2 separate regions of the Homo sapiens genome follow, and region 1 is linked to region 2. A link is an interaction called in ENCODE POLR2A ChIA-PET data of the cell type or tissue named here. Cell type or tissue: PC-9. All regions are shown on one strand. Links, peaks and the distances in the headings refer to the core of each region. The heading gives the core; the rest is flanking DNA. Region 1 overlaps EMP1 (epithelial membrane protein 1). Region 2 has its middle 31 kb from the start of EMP1.

Region 1 (8,677 bases), core at 500-8,499, 59 kb after region 2:
CTTTTGAGCTCTTCCCAATATAGGAATGTGTTAGTTCTAAAAATTTTCTTAAGTTGTTTGCTTGGAACTCAGAGTATATTTTTCCATACGAAAAATTCAGAACTATTTTATTTATGATATGGGCTAAAAAGACTTCTGTAATCTAGCTTGGAAACTTAATAATCATTAAACTTATTTTCAATGAGATACGACTGTTTAAATTCTGAAACCTGGAACCCTCTGTTGCCCTGCAAATGCTTTAGGAAAAGAAGAGTGTGTCTGATGGAGGATAAGATGGAAAGTGAATATGGATCCATATTCAGAAGACACGGTTGCATTACAGCAAAGGAACAGCTTTTTGCTGGCCATGCTAAGCATTTGACATTGATGTGGGAGAACATGGCATTCAGTATGACTCTGTCTGGATATATATAGTTTTGTAAATTGGGTGTTCTTAAGTTGAGACTGCATGTTTCATTCCAAAATCAATCTTAGTTTTCCCACTTGCATTAGCATATTGTATTAGTCCGTCTTCACACTGCTATAAAGACATACCCGAGACTGGGTAATTTATAAAGAAAAGAGGTTTAATTGACTCACAGTTCTGCATGGCTGGGGAGGCTTCAGGAAACTTATAATCATGGCAAAAGGGGAAGAGGTACGTCTTACATGGTGACAGGGGAGAGAGAGCATGCAAGAGAAGGGAAAACTGCATTATAAAACCATAAATTTTATAGAACCCACTATCCCAAGAACAGCATGAGGGAACCACCCTCATGATCCAATCACCTTCCACGGGGTCCCTCCCTCAACACATGGGGATTTGGGGGATTACAATTCAAGATGAGATTTGGGTGGGGGAACAGCCAAACCATATCATGTATCAATGCTTAAATTCAGTTTATCTGGGAATTTTGAATGATTCCAACTCCTTAGTATAGACATTTACAGGCTTTTGGGCATTATGAAATCGTACTATTTTTAATTTGATTTCACCACTTCTCCTCTGTCTTATAAAAAGCTGACATTGAGCACATGTGTCCTTATAATTTTTAAGGTGAATCAAAAGTAAACCTGTTTTGAGTATTTGGATATAGTTTTGCAGTAGCTCTTGAGGTTACTAGGGTTGCAAAATCAAGTTTGAGAATTATAGTGCTAGATTTATGGGTGAAATGGATTACACTAATTAGTCTGACATTTAGTCACCTTGTTTTAAAAAAGCAAGGCAATATTCTGGCAGTGATATTGAACTCCAGATTTCTTTCCATATACTCACTTATGAAATTTACTTCAACATGGCATACCAGAACTGACTACTAATTTCTTTCCCCAGAATAATTTAAATTCTTTACGTCTCATTGTATTTAGTACTTGTCAGAGCTCCTGGAAGGACAGATAAAAGATAAATGCAGACAATTATTCATTGCTCAGCTTAGGTTCATTTCAGCCGGTCATTCTCTTGACCTTACCCTGGACGTCCTTATTCCCCAGAACCACTCTTCCTAATTCAGAGGAACGTGCGTGGCTCCTAATTTCTGGAGCTAACACCCACTACCACCAGTTTTGAACTCCATGCTCTTTTTTATTTTCCAGATGGAGTCTTGCTCTGTCACCCATGCTGGAGGACAGTGGCGCCATCTCTGCTCACTGAAACCTCCTCCTCCTGGGTTCAAGCAATTCTCTTACCTCAGCCCCCCAAGTAGTTGGGATTATAAGCGTGTGCTACCACACCTGGCTCAATTTTATATTTTGTATTTTTAGTAGAGATGTTGGCCAGGCTGGTCTCCAACTCCTGACCTCAAGTGATCCACCCACCTCGGCCCTCCCAAAGTGCTGGGATTACACGTGTGAGCCACCGTGCCTGGCCAGAAGGCTGTGCTCTCTTAGCTCTTCAAGGATGCTCTATTGTTATTCTTCTTCTCCCTATATCTCTACTGGAGATTTTGTCTTGTGGGTAAAATATGCTTAAGTTTACCATATCTTAAGCAAAAGAAAACACACAAACAACAACAAAAAAATCACTCCTCTCTATACTAATACTTTGCCTCTTGGTCTCTTATTATCCGTCTCCACCAGGCCCTGTCTCTGGGGTCAAGGGTAAGAGCTCACATAGAGGCACACCATATATCTACATATTTGAAAGTTGTAATATCAAGTTAACAAGCCATTAAATAAAAGTGTTCTATTGTCCTACCTTGATAGAAATACCTAGAAGGTCAGGTTAAATTGAAAAAACTCAGACTCCTTGTAGTCCTGGGGTAGAAGTCGGCTTACTGGGGGAGTGGGTGTCAGGCTCTCTGCTCATAGCTTGACTTTCTTCTCCCTTCCTCCTCTGCCCCATCTCCCACCATGAGAGACACGGAGTGCATATGAGTGGGTACTCCGGCCCACACATCTGAGAACAGCCCTCACCCATGCCCCATCTTGCAGACAGCTGCCCCTGGGCCATCTCATAGGCCATCCCATAACACAGTCCACTCTCTATTTGACAGGCCCAGGGAGAGGGGCTTAGTCATGAGCATGAGGACATTTGGCCAGGGACTTTGGCAGCACGAGCAATCAAAATGCAGTCTGGCAGCAGGGTGTGGCCTCCAGGTGGGTGTGCTCCTTTGGTCCTGAGCCCAAGGACTTCTTGCCCCCGGGAGGGTGTGGCTGGAGGAGGGTTGGAGCAAAGCCAGGAAAGCACAGGCCTAGAGAAGGCCTCCCGCCTGATCTAAGGGTGCAAGGCTCAGGCCTCTCTTCCCACTCCCTCACCTCGGGCCTCCCTGGAGCCAATCAGCTTCTGCCCTCAGCACTCCAAAGTGATAGCTCTGCTGAGGATCAAGATTCACTTTATATTCTCCAATCCAATGGGCACTCTTAGCCTGTACCTTTTTGTTTTTTTTTTTTTTGCCTGCTGCTTATTGTATCTTTGTATTTTGCATGGGATTTAATTAAAATTCCTATAATGAATGATCACCTATATTGGAATGAATCCAAAAACTGCATCTAGACTCAGATCAGCTTTCTGAAGCCAGGGCCGTAAGAACTACAAATTCAACTGAACCCCTGAAGTTCTCCTCCCTTTCTTTGACTTCCCCATCTCAGGAAATAGCCACCTATCACTTAGAATTACAGGCCAGATATCCAAGCGTCACTCACCATTCCTCCTTCTCCCCCATTCTTCACATTTAATTAATAACTGTATCTTGGTGATTCTAATTCCCAAATATTTCTAGATTCTTTCCCTTTCTTTCCATTCCCTTCAGTGTGATCTTAGTTTAGACCTTTAATTGCATTTATTTAAAGTAGCTGAATAGGCTCATAAGAATTCACTGCTCCAACTAATTTTCCACTCTGTTGCAAAAACTGATTTTCTTGCAGTGCAAATATGAGCGTGCCATTCTCCTGCTTTTAATCCTTCATTTTCTCCTTCAGGTTGTGCAGGATAAAATTCAGAACTTGTCTATTGCTGCCTTTTCCCCCATGGCCACTCTATCCCAGGGCTAAAACACACACTTATACCATGTTGTGGGGGTTTTCCCCACATGTCATTTGTTTTTCTGAAGGTCCTTCCCCTGGTATCCGGCTAACTCATCCTGATTTCACAGGATCAGAGCACATTCCTCATCTCCAAAAGGGTGGCCTGATGCCCCAGGCCCTACTGAAATGAGCTTTGTCAATGTTTACATAATATCATATGTGTATTTCATCAGAGCATTTGTCACAGAATATTTGAATAGTGGGTTAAACTGCATGCTTCTCTCACTGGACCATGAGCTACAAGAGGGCAGGGAACTCATATTTCATTTCCTTTCCTTCAGCATTTAGCAGGATGCCTGGCAATTAGCAGATGTTCAATATAATTGTGTGAGAAGGGCTGGGGAAGGTGCTGGGACACATCATCACGGGTGACAGAACCGGTCCCCTGTGGCACTCACTGTTTCGGGGAATTGGACAGGTGGTTCCAATGCAGGCGGAGTGCCATTGATGCTGAGAGAGAAGGGAGGAAATGTGCCTCTGGGGGTTGTCTGTTACTATTTTTAGGGTCATTAAAAGTGATTAAAGCCCTCTCTGTAAAAGTGTACACATATATATTTTTTTCATAAAATTCTCCTAAAACATCCATGGGTTTCCTAAGTAGTACAGCCCTTAGGCCTGGGCAGAATGACCTCTGCTTTAGAGCATTGCATTTATTTAAAGTAGCTGAATAGGCTCTGGTCCTCATCCAGCTGTGCATACATTTAAGATGAACTTTAAGGGTGAATAAAATGTTGGAAGTTGTAAAGAAGTTGGAAGTTGAAAGATCAGCCAACGAAATCATAGCGATGGAAAAGCTGGCTGGAGCAAGTGACCCATTTGGAAAGGTAGACTGGGGGCTTTACTGCAGAAGGTCTTGACTCTCAGGGTTAGGAATTTCACAATGATTTGGAAGGATAATGGGAATTCCTAAAACGTTTTTGAGCAATGATATAACTGGAATGTGCTCTGAAAGGATGAATTTGGCAGATTATACAGGGGGTTGCAGGAGAAGTGAAGAAGGTGGAGAAATAGTTGGGAGGCTACTGTAGTACTTGAGGGAAGAGGTAATAAGAACTGGACAAAGTGGGTGGGATGGGAATGGAAGAGATGAATATAATACAAAAGGTATGATTTAGATGTCATGTGATTCAGCAAGATTTCAGGGAGAAGGCAACAAAGATTACTCTGATTTACCAGACTGGAGTTGGGGGAACTGGCCACGCCATGAACAAAAGAGGGAAGCTGGAGGAAGAATTTGAGGGGGAAGATTATAAACTCAGATCTAGACATGTTAAGTACAAGGAGCTGGCTGGACATTTAAGTATCTTGCTCCTTAGTCTAAAGATGTCTTAGGTTACTTGTGAAGGGTTACTTTCCAGAGGGATCCTGGGGGTTCCCCAGAGCACCCACAAATGTAAGTCTCTAGGAGGCTGCACATTTCCCACATTTAGCCTCTAGCTAGGTAAGCTTTTCATAGCACTTCCATCAGCCTGGGTCAACTCACTTGGGACTGACCTTATATCTGTTTGAATTCAGCTGTCTTTTGTTTTAAATTTTACTTTTAAATTGTTTTATTACCAATTTTAGCTCCCCCAAATTAGCATCACACTTTCTCCTTGTGTTAGTTCCAACCTGGATCCTGTAGGGGTGGACATGGGAGGGTGATGGGAGGACAGGGCATGGATCTGGGACACACTTGGAGTTTTAATTTAGTATCCCATGAAACTTCTTGTTTAAAATATCTAATTTGCTAAAATTTGCTTTTCAAAAATGTTGGCCTTTTACTAAATTTCCCTTTTCAACATTTTAAACATCTGCTTTAGTTTTAAAATGGCTGTCTTTTTTCTTTTTTTAAAAACATCTTTTACGTTTGTGCAAACTTCCCTATCCCTCAAAACAGAGACTTCCATTGGGCAAATTATTTTGATGTGAAATCTCTGAACAATCTCATTAGCAAGAGATCTGGAATGATGTCTGAACACAGGTAACAGTGACCTGTCATGGATGTAAATCAAAGAATATTATGAAAAACCCCATGTAATACCAGGACATATGAAGAAATATGAAGATGAGAGGCAATCATTCCTTTAGATTCTGCATTAGTCAGATTATGGTCTGAGTTATAGAGTACTATGTTCAGTGTTGGTCACCACCGTTCAAAGAGATGTGAAGAAATTAGAGTGATTGCAGAAACAAGCAACCAAGATGATTAAAGGGTTGGATAATAGGTTCCAGGATGAAAGATAAAAAGGTTTGTTGCTGTTTCCAGAAGAGAAGACTAAAGTAGAGCGTGATTCTGCAAGGTTTTTATAAGACATGGTTAACAGAAACAACATATGATGGAGAAAGATTGCGAGCAAAGCTAAAAGAAGAGAAAATGCCTCGTTTTGGATAAGTCAGGCCAGAATCAACCTTTTACCCTTTCCTATATCGTTACTAATTAATCACAACATTTTTTCCTGCAGGGCTTGGGCCAGCCATATAAAATCCCCCAAACGGAACTCCAGGCAGCCTCTCCCAGTTCTTTGAAATTTTTCCTTAGAAAGACAGCTGTTTTCTCCTCTATTTTGGGCGTCGAATGTTTTGAGAGCTTGAGGCTTTACCAATGGATTTCTCAAAGATCTTTCTAGCACCATGATTCTACCAAATAATTTGATTAAATGAGTTTCACAAGGAATGGACTTAATCTGTAGATGATAATGGATCTAGGCCCTTTGACGAAACTGGGACATCTCTGGAATGCTTTTAGTGAAGGGATTGGAGACTTGGCTACTCTCTTAACACAGAAAGTTTAATTGTCTTCTCAAAGAAGCTCTTCACAGACAGCCTAGAAAGCCTCATAACGCTGGAAAAAAAGAAATATTTGGATGGAGCCAGAAGTAAGGAAAGAATTTCTACCAGGATCTCCTGTGTAGAATCTACTATTTGGCCCTGGAGAGGAAAACTGGGCTCTAGGAGGAACCTGAACACTGATTGGCCGAGGAAGGCATTGAGATGCCAGAATGAAGCTAGTTGAAGTCTCCGCTTTTTCTGTAGCTCTTTATGTGTTGTTATGAAAAAGCCTGATGAACAGTGGTTTTCTGACACGAAGTTTGTGGGAGGTAAACAGTGATAAATGACAGTTCAAGAAGCTGAAGGGCAGAAATCAATACTTGCTGTTACTCTGCAGTAAATTATGAGAAGCCTTCAATGAGAGGGACAGATGCTGTTTTTCCAATTGCATGGTTTGAACTTTAGTTGTTTATAAATTTTCTTTCTCCCTGTGGGTCTAAGTTTCTGTCTTTGCCATATATACCCTAAATGTATGGTGATAAATATCAGGCCACTTAAAAAGGTGGTAGGTAATTCACCATTAGTGTCTGAATTTTCTTCTCTACCATTGACTTTCTCTAACTTTTCTAATGATGATTAACATAGTTTGTTTTGTCAAAGGACAGCCTTTGGACCACAAAATGGATGAAAATAAAATTTAAAAAAAAGAGCTAAACTGCCTTTAAAAACCGTTAAGAATCTCTTAATACTAAATTTCAAGGGCAGAGTCTTTCTCAGTGCCATTTGGCTCACAGACATGTATTCCAGAGCAACCAAATTTGAAATACAAAAATAAAAAAGATTTTACAAAAGCCATTTCTTCCAATGAGGTCAGCAACAATTCTCGTCATTTCTTTTTTAAACAAATTCATCATGTTCCACCAAGTAAGATATTTACATATACTAACTTGAAATTTCACTCCTGAAAAAATAATAAAGGAAAAAGTCTTCTGGGATATTTTTGCTGTTTTATGGCAGTTGTTGATCTTTAGTGTTTATTAATTTTTTAGTCTTTTCCTTATTTATATCCACCCCTCCCTGTTACAAAAAATAGACTAATTTCCCAAAACTTGAGCTAAGAAGTCTGCTCTTAGATGGTGCTCCTGTTTTATAGCTGCTGATTAGGCTGGCAATCAGGAGAAATGTACAAACGCATTGGAGGAGACTTCTTGCAGCCTGTCCATCACACACACATAGACAGCACTTCTGTTGCTGCTTACCTGAGACAGCTATGTGATACTTTCTAGGACAAGTTCAGATGCGAGTCTCGAGTCATGATGGCAGAGAGAATATACACACCACACTGCTCCAGTGGTCTAGGGGCATTGCAATCACAGAGGGAGGAGCTGGCTCTTCCGGCCCCTTCTCTACTCCCTGCTCGCTAACTGCGGGTTCACCTGGCCAACCTACAGACTAACCTGTGAGGAGCACTCAGATGGGGGGAGAACCTCCTGCCAGATGTAATAACGATTATTTTGAAAGGCAGAGGGGAGGAAGAGGGCAACCAGGAGAACCTTATAAGACTTCAGGGCTTTCAGGCAAATAAATGATGGTTTGATGGTTTGAGGGGCTGTGACTTAGAGCCAGATCACACAGACTTCTGAGACATAATCCAATCAACACCAAGCACACCTCCTTTGACTGTAAGTAACTTGAGTGCTTGTTCTAGGACTTTTGTCTCCTCTGTTTTCCCAGAACCAGACACGTTGCCTGGTTCATAGACACTGAGTAACATTACATTAGACCAATGAAAGGATAAAAGAATCCTAGGTTCTACTGAAGGAGAAATGGGCTTACACTGAAATATTGGGAAGAGAGGGTATAGAGTGGGAATTTATTGGCAAGGAACGTTGTTGTATTATTATAGGTCTGTTATGGGTTATTGATGAAGTGCCCTGTAATCTAAGGAGACGCATCATCACAGCAGAATTTCAACCATTCTGGAATGATTTCAGTGGGCTGCCTGGAGAAAGGCATGAACTGACCACCGTAGGCTTTCATCCTTCCCTTGATGTTGATGATTCTCATTCTCAGGAAGGTGCCCTACACCCACCCCACCCCCAATTTTCTTGGAAAATTCTAATTTCCTACAGTCCCTGCAGTACAGAAGCCACTGATTCTGGACATTTTTGACAGTATGGTATTGGTATGGTATTGGTATGCTCTGAAAAAACCAATGCTTTTTCAGAGCAAAGACACTTTATCAAATACTATTAAATATTGATTACATGAAGTCCTCACTTAATGTTATCGAGGTTTTTCTCTTTTTTAATTTAAGAAAGAGTCTCACTATGTTACCCAGGCTGGTCTTGAACTCCTGGGCTCAAGGGATCCTCCTGCCTCAGCCTCCAGAGTACCTGGAGTTCCCACCGTGCCCAGTCACCAA
Region 2 (8,677 bases), core at 142-8,141:
AAATTCTTTTTTTTACTTTGTGCATTTCTTTTTCTAATCCTTGTCTTATTTCACTGTCTAGGACTGACTGGAAATGTTGATATAAGCATTATTGTCTTACTCCTGACTTTAATGCAATTGCTTTTAAGATTTTACCATCGAATATAATGTTACCTATAGTGTTTTAGTGAATACACTTTTGAGATTAAGACTGTTACGTTTTTTCTTTTTTCTTCATTGGATAGGCATAAATGTTTTACTGTTGATAAGATGTTTTTCATGACAAAGTTAAATTTTGGCTGTTTTCCATCTATGAGATGATCAGATTTCTCCCTTTAATCTACTAATGTGGTGTGTTAATGAAAAGATTTTCTAATATTGCATTCCACATCATTAAACAATTCTCTAACATTTTTCAGCATTCATTCAACATCTTCAATCCTTCAATGTTATGGGTTGGAGATCTATTATGTCAGGTGTAGAAATAAAGATAAATAACACATAGTCCCTTTCTTCAGAAAGCCTATCATTTCTTTTGAAAAGTAAGAGAATGAGAAGGGGGCCTGTAAGTAACATGTATTCAGTGTTTGCTATGTGCCAGGTATTCTTTTAGATGCTTCAGAAATGTATTCTGATTTAATTCTCCCAACAACTCTATATGATAAGTACAATAATTTTATCCATTTTATATATTAGATATCTGAGGCTTCCAGAAATAAGTGATTTGCTCAAAATCAGCACTCAAACCAAGACTCCGTGGCCCTAAAGCCCAGGCTCTTGCAATATAAGTATCATGGTTATTGAAAGCACGGAGAGTCATGTTTAAGTTAGGTTTATGATTTCCAGAAAATATTGGATTTAAATGATTCCTTCAATGAGGGGGCAGGCATGAGATAGAGGGGAGTGGTAGACAGCAGTTGAAGCAGAGGAGGCTATGGGAGGTGAGCAAAATCTCAGGGTCAGGAAAGCACAAGATAGCCCAGGGACCAAAGGGTAGACCGGTTAGCTATGATGTATACATTGTGTAAGATGATGTTGGGAAGTAAACGTAGAGAGATAGATTAGCAGATTATCCCATGAAAACGCTTGTGATGACATGCAACACAGATTGGAGTAAGGAAAGCCAGAATCTCAGCAGGAGGCCGTGGCTACTGTCAAAGTGAGCAATAGTAACAACTCTTCCTTTGCTCCTCATTGATCTTAGGATGGAGTCCAACCAAATACCTTACCTTGGTTGACTAGACCTGACATAGTCTGTCCCTTTCTTTCTTCTCCAGTCTCATCTTACCCCTTGCCCTCTCAGCTCCAGCCTCATTGGCCTCTCTGTTTCCTGAACCTCCTATATTCCTTTTAACCAAATAGTCTTAGAATAAATTGTTCCATCAGTAAGCAACTTTCTTCCTCTTCTGAGCAGGACACCTCCATTTGTCTAGTCAATTTCTACTCATACTTGATGTTTCAATCCTTAATTGTGTTCTTCTCTTTCAGGAGTACTAATTTCAGTGTATAGCTCTATTTTCATTAGAGTTTTCCTGAGCGATGCTTGTCTCTTCTCCCAGGTTATAAATTCTGTTGCTGGAATCGGGAAAGTCTGAGTCTGTTTTTGCTTACCTAATTCCTAGCACAAAGCCTGGCTCAGAGTAGACACTTGATATATATGCATAGTTGTTAAATGAATGAATAAAAAAACAATTTATCTGAACTATGGAGGGTGAAGTCAGTAGAAATAAAATGAGTAAGGAGGAAAGGAGATTGCTTTAGAACTCTCCTTTTTACTTGTTAGAAAGAAGAGCTGACTTACTTGGTGATTGACTGAACATGGGGATGAAACAGGTGAAGGAATTAGGAATGGTTTTCAAGCTTAGCTTCCAAATGAGTAATTGAGAGAGAAGTATTATTAACAGAAACAGGGAATCCAGAAAGATGATGAATTTAATTTTAGATATATCAAATAACTACGAAGACCCTGAGGAACATATCCAATAGGCGTTTGCAGGTCAGAGTAGTCATATACGGAGATACAGATTTGGGACACGCTTTCAAAATGAAAAGCCATCCATTTAAGAAAGTGGAATTAACTAGAGAAACAGAATAAACAGAATAGCAGAGGCCCTGGGAACTTCATATTGACACATGTCTATTGAAGGAGGCAGTAAAGAGAAGAGGAGTTGATTAAGGTGACAGAGCAGCAGACGGGGATGACATGAGGGTTGAGTACTGTCACAGAAGCCAGAGGAGAAGTGGATCCCACTGAATGGAACATCAACATTGCAGAGGAAGAACGAAGACCAAAAATTAGGCATTGACCTTTAGACAATTCCTCATTGACCTCTGGGAGTAGAGTTTCTATAGAACACGAAGTGGGACAAAATACTGATTTTCGGGAAAGAAGAGACTGCTTGTACAGACCACTGATTGAAGAAGTGTGGCAATGGCAAGCAAATATGAATAGGATTGTAAGTAGAGTGAATGGTGGAGGAGACATCAAGGAACATTTCTCGAGTTATTAGAAGTCTGTACATGCTTATAAACACAGAGGAAGTCTGTGGACAGGAGAAATTGAAGGTGCAGTTGAATGGGAAAAGGGAGTATACAGGGCCAGCCGTGCTTATTGAGGGAGGAGTTTTCCAGAAGAGATGAAATAGGTGGTGTGGCTAACTTGAGTAAAAGAGCTTGCTCTCTCTCTGAGACTATCATTTCTCATCAAGACTGCGGAAGAAATTGAGGAGGGAGGGGAAACTGAGTGCGCAAAGGAAGTGGAGTAATAGGGAACAGGCTTCACATTCCCAGCATTCTCCACTTGCACAAGCTCACACTGGGGAAAAACATGAGTTGTTGCCCTGGAGCAAGCTGCCTGTCTGCCAGGCCAGTAGTGAACCAGCCCCTTTCAAATGCTCCAGACCTATGAGAACCAAAAAAAAAAAAAAAAAAAAAAAAAAAAGGAGAAAAAAAGGTAGCTTCAGGGCTGACACATGGCAGCTGCGTTCTGGGAGTTGGGCTACTGCTGGCCCTGTCCATGCCCCTCTCTGAGGGCTGTTGGAAGAGGCGCTTTCTTATGTACACAGGTGGAGGAACCCACATTTCCAATCTCCAGCCCCACCTCTGGCCCAGCCCAGCTGCAGACACCCTTCCTTTGGGCTGTGAACTCGACTGCATGGTCAAGCCTAGGGCAGCCTGAAGCCAGTAATGAAAATCCCTGGCATTTCCTCTCATAACCATTTCCAAAGGGCTTTCCCCAAATATGATCTCATTCCATTCTCATGGCACCACGGCATTTTCATCTCCAATTTAGAGATGCCAATCACTAAGCGCCTCTAGAGAGGCCATGCAGTTAATGGTATCTAGGGCTGCTGATTTGAAAACCCGGGCTCTTCCAGCCATCTCACATGGTCTGCATCTGACTGATCTCCTTTGGTGGTGAGAAGGTGGGCTCTGGGGTTTGGGAGATGAGAATGACGAAAAACACCTGTATTAGCCATCCCGCCTGAGTTGCCAAAGGTAGCCACCTCCGTCCGTGGGTCAGGAAGCCATTTCCATTTCTGCTAGAAGGAACTGATGGTGCCTATAGATTGAAAATCTTCCCATGAAAAGAGAAGCAGAGCAGGCAATTGTTATGTGTTTGGTGGTGTTGGTATGTGGGGCATGAAGAGGAAGGAGAAATGTCTAAGACTACATTCACCAATCTTAAGCAAACTTCATTGCTTGAAACACAAGAGGGAAACGGCTGACTTCCTTCGTCTTCACCTTGGATGTGTGAAGGTTCACCCCAGGTGAAGGGCACTGACCAGATGTGTGACCTTGGGCAAGTCACTTCATCCCTTTAGGCTTGAGCTTCCTTTCCTGGAAAACAACGAGACTGAAATAAATGCCTAAGGTCTTACTAACTCGAATAGTCTCTGAGTCCAGGATTCTTAGGAAAATGGAAATCATTAGAGCAGGAAGGGAAGAGTTTCTTCTTGGGGACTTCTGGTTCAAGGCCTGCCTTCCTGAAGGGGCAGTTCAATCATTAATAGGTCTGTGAAAAAGCATCATTTTCTTAGGGATGGAGCATGCCCTTATACTATTTGCAAAACTAGCTAACTAACTAACCAACCAGCTAACTAACCACCTAACTAACCAACTAGCCAATTAACTACCTAACCAACCAGCTAGCTAGCTAACTAACTAACTAACTAACTAACTAACTAACTAACTAACTAACTAACTGAAACTAACACCTGAACAGCAGCCACAGTGTGGGGAAGGAGCAATTGCAAATACCCTTTTCTTCCATTGCAAACAGGGACGGCTCCAGCAGTTGGATGGCAGCCCTGGGTTTCCTGACATAACCTGTAACTGCTTGGTGCTCTTCAGCTTGCAGGGCACAGGCAATTTTGGTTTCATGCGGCCATGCCAAGTGCAGACAGAGGCCCCAGCTGCACTTTCAGTCACGTGACCTGGTGACTCAGGCCCTTTCTGGTTCCTGCTTGTCAGGGTATGGGAAAGGTGAGAAACTACTTTGCAGTGGCTCTTTGGGAGGGTCTAGGGATGAGCAATAGTTTGTTATTATACAGGTTGCCCTGAACCCTTTTTATATGAGCATAATAAAGTTATCTTATAACCCCAGAATTGCCGTTTTCAGTTGATGTCTGCAGAGTTGCTGTGTTCATCTCCTGTCTCCAGGAGTAAGCCAAAGTCATCTGAGGGGAAAAAAACAATCTACATTTCACCACTTCCTTTAATGAAATAGTTTGGTATTTAACCACCTCATCACCAGAAATGTCTTTTATGCTAACCTGAATCCACCCTGCCATGTTTAAGCATAATTCCTCTTACTTTGGTAGACAGAGTGGAAAATTTGTTCCACAATGGCAGGAATGTCTACATAACCTTAAGAGAAGATGCTAATTCCAACTTTATTTTCTCTTCTCTGCCTATCTGTAGCCTCTGTTCTTTCAAACTAGGTTTCAAATTTACCTCTTTTAGGAATCTTTCACTGTTGAACCCCTCCTTTCTACAGAAGAGACCAGAACACACAGGCTCAGAGTTTATTTTCTAATGCGTTTGTTCTTATTGATGTGCTATTTTGAAAACGCTTTTGAGTCTATTTCAGGGCACAGTGCTCTGTATTTGCAGGTGGGATGGATTCTCTTTAATGCAACTGTGGTGTTGTGAAAAGCGCTGTGGCCTCGGAGTCAGGAATCCTGGATATGTCACTTACCAGCCGTTACTTGAGGCAGGTTCCTCAATCTCGGAGAGGTTCAGATTATTCCTCTGGAAATCAGAAAATGAGGCTCTAACTCCTGGAGTCACTGTGAAGATAAATGAAGGAATGTATATGAAAGTGCTGAGGATAATGGCTTGCATTTAACAGGTTGGCCCATTGACACTCACTCACATACTCTGAGGGACCAAAACTTCTATTTCTATTGTTTTTCTCCATAAGGCCTCACTACACTGCTCTGTCCACAGCATAAGCTTAATGAGTGCCACAAACTGACTATCTATTTGGTACCTAAGAACAAGCAAGCTGGAAAGGGCTTAGGGCCACTTTACGGTCTGGGTGAAGTCTTGAGAAGTCCAGGATGCGGGTCCCCCTTCCAAGTAGGTCACAGGAGATGGCTCAGTGTGTGTCTCTGAGCCAGGGAACCGGATAAGAGGCAGGATCCATGAAATAGGAATCTAGGGGTAACAGAGGATTTGGTCCTAAAAGAGATGTCTGGTGCAGGCATGTGCCAGAGAAAAAGGGGCCAGCAATGTTTCTACTAAAACCTATTCCTTGTAACTTCACCAGCTCTTAGAGTTCACCTTTGCACTGCCGGCTCCATTTTCCTGCGTCACTTCAACAAGCCAATTTCCGGTCCTTATTGGGACTGTGGGAGGTGGGGTTTCTTTATCCAGGTGCTCAGTTTGATTACCTAGGAGAGATAGATGTTATTGATGTTAGAGTAATTTCTTTTCCCTGGGAAACGCAGGCTTTCACCTCTGCCTGGTTCCTTAGCCCTTCCTGCACACGCAGGTCAGAGGCTTGGAGATGGCTGTGGCCATGCTCTAGTGAGTGCAGGTGACAAATCCCAACACTGATCCAGTTTGACTCCAGGGTGAAATGGGCAGGGATGACTCACAGGTTGAGGAACCCGCTCCACAAAGGCTCTGTGGAAGGAAATGATGTCTGGGTGGGAAACGGGCTTGCAGCCTTGGGATGAACTAAACCTGGAGAGATTACTGAGGGCCAGGGAGGGGTTTATTTATAGAGGGTGAGGCCTTCTCTTTTTCCCACTAGGCCAGATGAATGGAGAGGTGAGGAAAGAAGCCTGTTGGGAGGCCACATCTATTCCCCAGCTCATCTCTTCAGTCAAAGCCTGGCAGAAGCTGCTCATTTATTTTTCTACCACCAATTCCCTGACCCAGTTCCCTGACCCAGGATAGGATATCAGGTGGTAAATCAATGCTTGCATGTGGTGATTTTTGTTTTGTGGACCCTCAGATGCAGACAGCCAAGCTAAACACATTCCTCAGCCACACTGTTGTTAGTAGGCTGTGTAAGGTCACATTCTGGTTTTATTTTGGTCATTTGCTTTTTTCCTTTCATCCCTTATCTTCACTTCCATTTCCCTTCTGTACCTCCCTTCCCTATTCCACACTCTACCTGTACCCCTGACTCACTCATGGCATTCTAATGACAGAACAAGAACCCCGTGCATGTGCCCCTATGGCTTTGGCAAGAGCTTCTCTGGGCGTATACCAGCCTGTGGGATCGTTGGGCCATAAGGCATAGGAGTACTTCATTTCACTAAATACTCCCTGGTTGCTCTCCAGAATGGCTGCGCTCCAGCAGTGAATGAATGAGCCTGTTTCCTGGAATCTTCTCCAGAACTTGCTATTACCTGGCTTTCTAATCTTTGTATACTGGGTGTGTGTAAAATAGTATATCATTGTTTTTAAATTTGTGTTTTTCTGATTTCTAGGAGGGTTACATATCTCATCTCTTACTTGTTATCTATTCTCTAATTTGTGTATTACATGTTTTGCCATTGTTCTTTGGGGTCTCCAGTCTTTTTCATGTTGATTTGCAGGAGTTTTTGCATATATTAGATATATAATTATCTATGTATGTAGATACTATAATTTTTCGGGTATTGTTCTTATCCAGTTTTGGAAGCGAGATTATACTTAATAGCCTTGTCAACTGATTACTTTTTTAATTTCTATAATGGTTATCTATGCAAACCTTCAATTTCTTCTTCTGCCAGTTTTGGTACTTTATAAATTCACTATAATGTGTCTAGGTGTGGACCATTCTCCCCATCTGTGTTGTACAACATTCCATAAGTCTTCCCAATTGAAGTCTCTCATTTTCTTTAATTCTAAGAAATAATATTTATTTCCTTAAGTATTTTCCCCTTTCATTTTTTTTGGTCTTTTTGGAGAGCATCTGCTGTATGGTTAGTGATTCTTTTACTTCTCTAAATCTAACTTCCACTTTTGCTTCTTTTTTAGAAAGAAATTAAAATTATATGGTATTTATTTATTTACTCTTAATAAAAATAAGTCTCATAGTATTCCCTTGTATGTATTTCACTTCTTCCTGGAGTACTTCTTCTAAGAGAATATTGAAAGAGGTTTTACGTGTGCCTGAGATAACATTAATTTGCCCCCAAATTTAAAGACAGTTTAATTGGAATTAAAATTCTAGGTTGAAGGTTTGTCTTTCAACACTGAAAAAATTATTCTATTACCCCACATCCAATGTTGATAGTAAGGATTCCTGGTTGTCCCCCAACACCTCCCACCCTGTCCCAGGGGATCTGAACCTTCTCTCTGGAAATCAAGAGAATGTGGAGAGGATCTTTGGAGGCTTAGTGATGGTGTGCTGTGTGGATTGCAGGAGTGGCAAAAGGACCAAGAGCTAATAGGGTGGGGTGGGCAGGGCAAGGCACAGGGAAGGAGATGTGCAGGCAGGAGGTGGCTGGCAAGGGCTGATTTTTCCTGCAGAAACCTGGAAGGTTACAAAATTCTCAATTTGGAGGACTCAAAAACTCTAGATTTGATGGTGAACAGGAGTGAGATGTGGGCTGAAACTCCCCACTTCTCTACCCTATCATGGGGGATGGATTGCTCCTCTGTAAAGAAACTGAACAACCTGCTCCTGGTGTGGGAGCTGATGCCACATCCAGGCTCCATTCCCACTGACCCTGTAGTGGAGCCGGGTAGTCTGCATGACCTCCAGTGTACTTTGAGTTCAGCCAGTTTTGCTTGCATCACCAACTGGTAGGCATTTGAAAGAAACTATGAAACACAATTAAGAAAAAGAGAAATGACTCCACAGGAAAACAAGTTAATTCAGGATACATGAGGAACTTGAAAGAAACTCAAATTTGTATATTCAGAGACATTTATGAAGATATCACATCAATTAAAAGAAAAGAATGCTATAAAAACAATAATTAAAAAGTTGGAGGATAAAATAGAGGAAAAGTAAAATAAAAAGACAGAGATTAAAAAAAAAATAAAAAAGAAAAGGACAAAAAAGGTAACACATAGACTAATCCAGGGAACCAACATCTAACTGATAGAAGCTCCAAAAAGAGATGAAGACAAACAGATGAGGGAAGGAATTACAGAAAAACATCACAAGAGAATTCCCCAGAGTTGAAGGACACAAAATTTAAGGAAGACATATTCACCTTGTGCTCACTACAATAAAGAAGAGTTGGCA

The links. Peaks named below come from ENCODE experiments on the same cell type or tissue, not always from the same donor. Only the 100,000 strongest peaks of a DNase experiment are listed, where the experiment ranks them.
Region 1: POLR2A ChIA-PET joins it to region 2 with 17 read pairs; 7 of 35 experiments call an interaction of 5 or more read pairs at or near these places.

The regions. Positions count from the first base shown.
Region 1 is chr12:13,219,756-13,228,432 of GRCh38, forward strand. It overlaps EMP1 (epithelial membrane protein 1), which reads left to right. Exons shown (of 5, transcript NM_001423.3): 5 at 1-186. Among named protein-coding and RNA genes, the nearest start is that of EMP1, 27 kb to the left of the region's middle. In PC-9, for the core only: no CTCF peak of the experiment used is centred there; DNase peaks (open chromatin) are centred at 2,566 and 3,646; H3K27ac peaks cover 4,682 bases.
Region 2 is chr12:13,161,282-13,169,958 of GRCh38, forward strand. No RefSeq gene overlaps it. Among named protein-coding and RNA genes, the nearest start is that of EMP1, 31 kb to the right of the region's middle. RefSeq lists enhancers at 3,965-5,164, 4,294-4,588. In PC-9, for the core only: a CTCF peak has its summit at 257; DNase peaks (open chromatin) are centred at 2,820, 4,400 and 6,120; H3K4me3 peaks cover 517 bases; H3K27ac peaks cover 6,229 bases.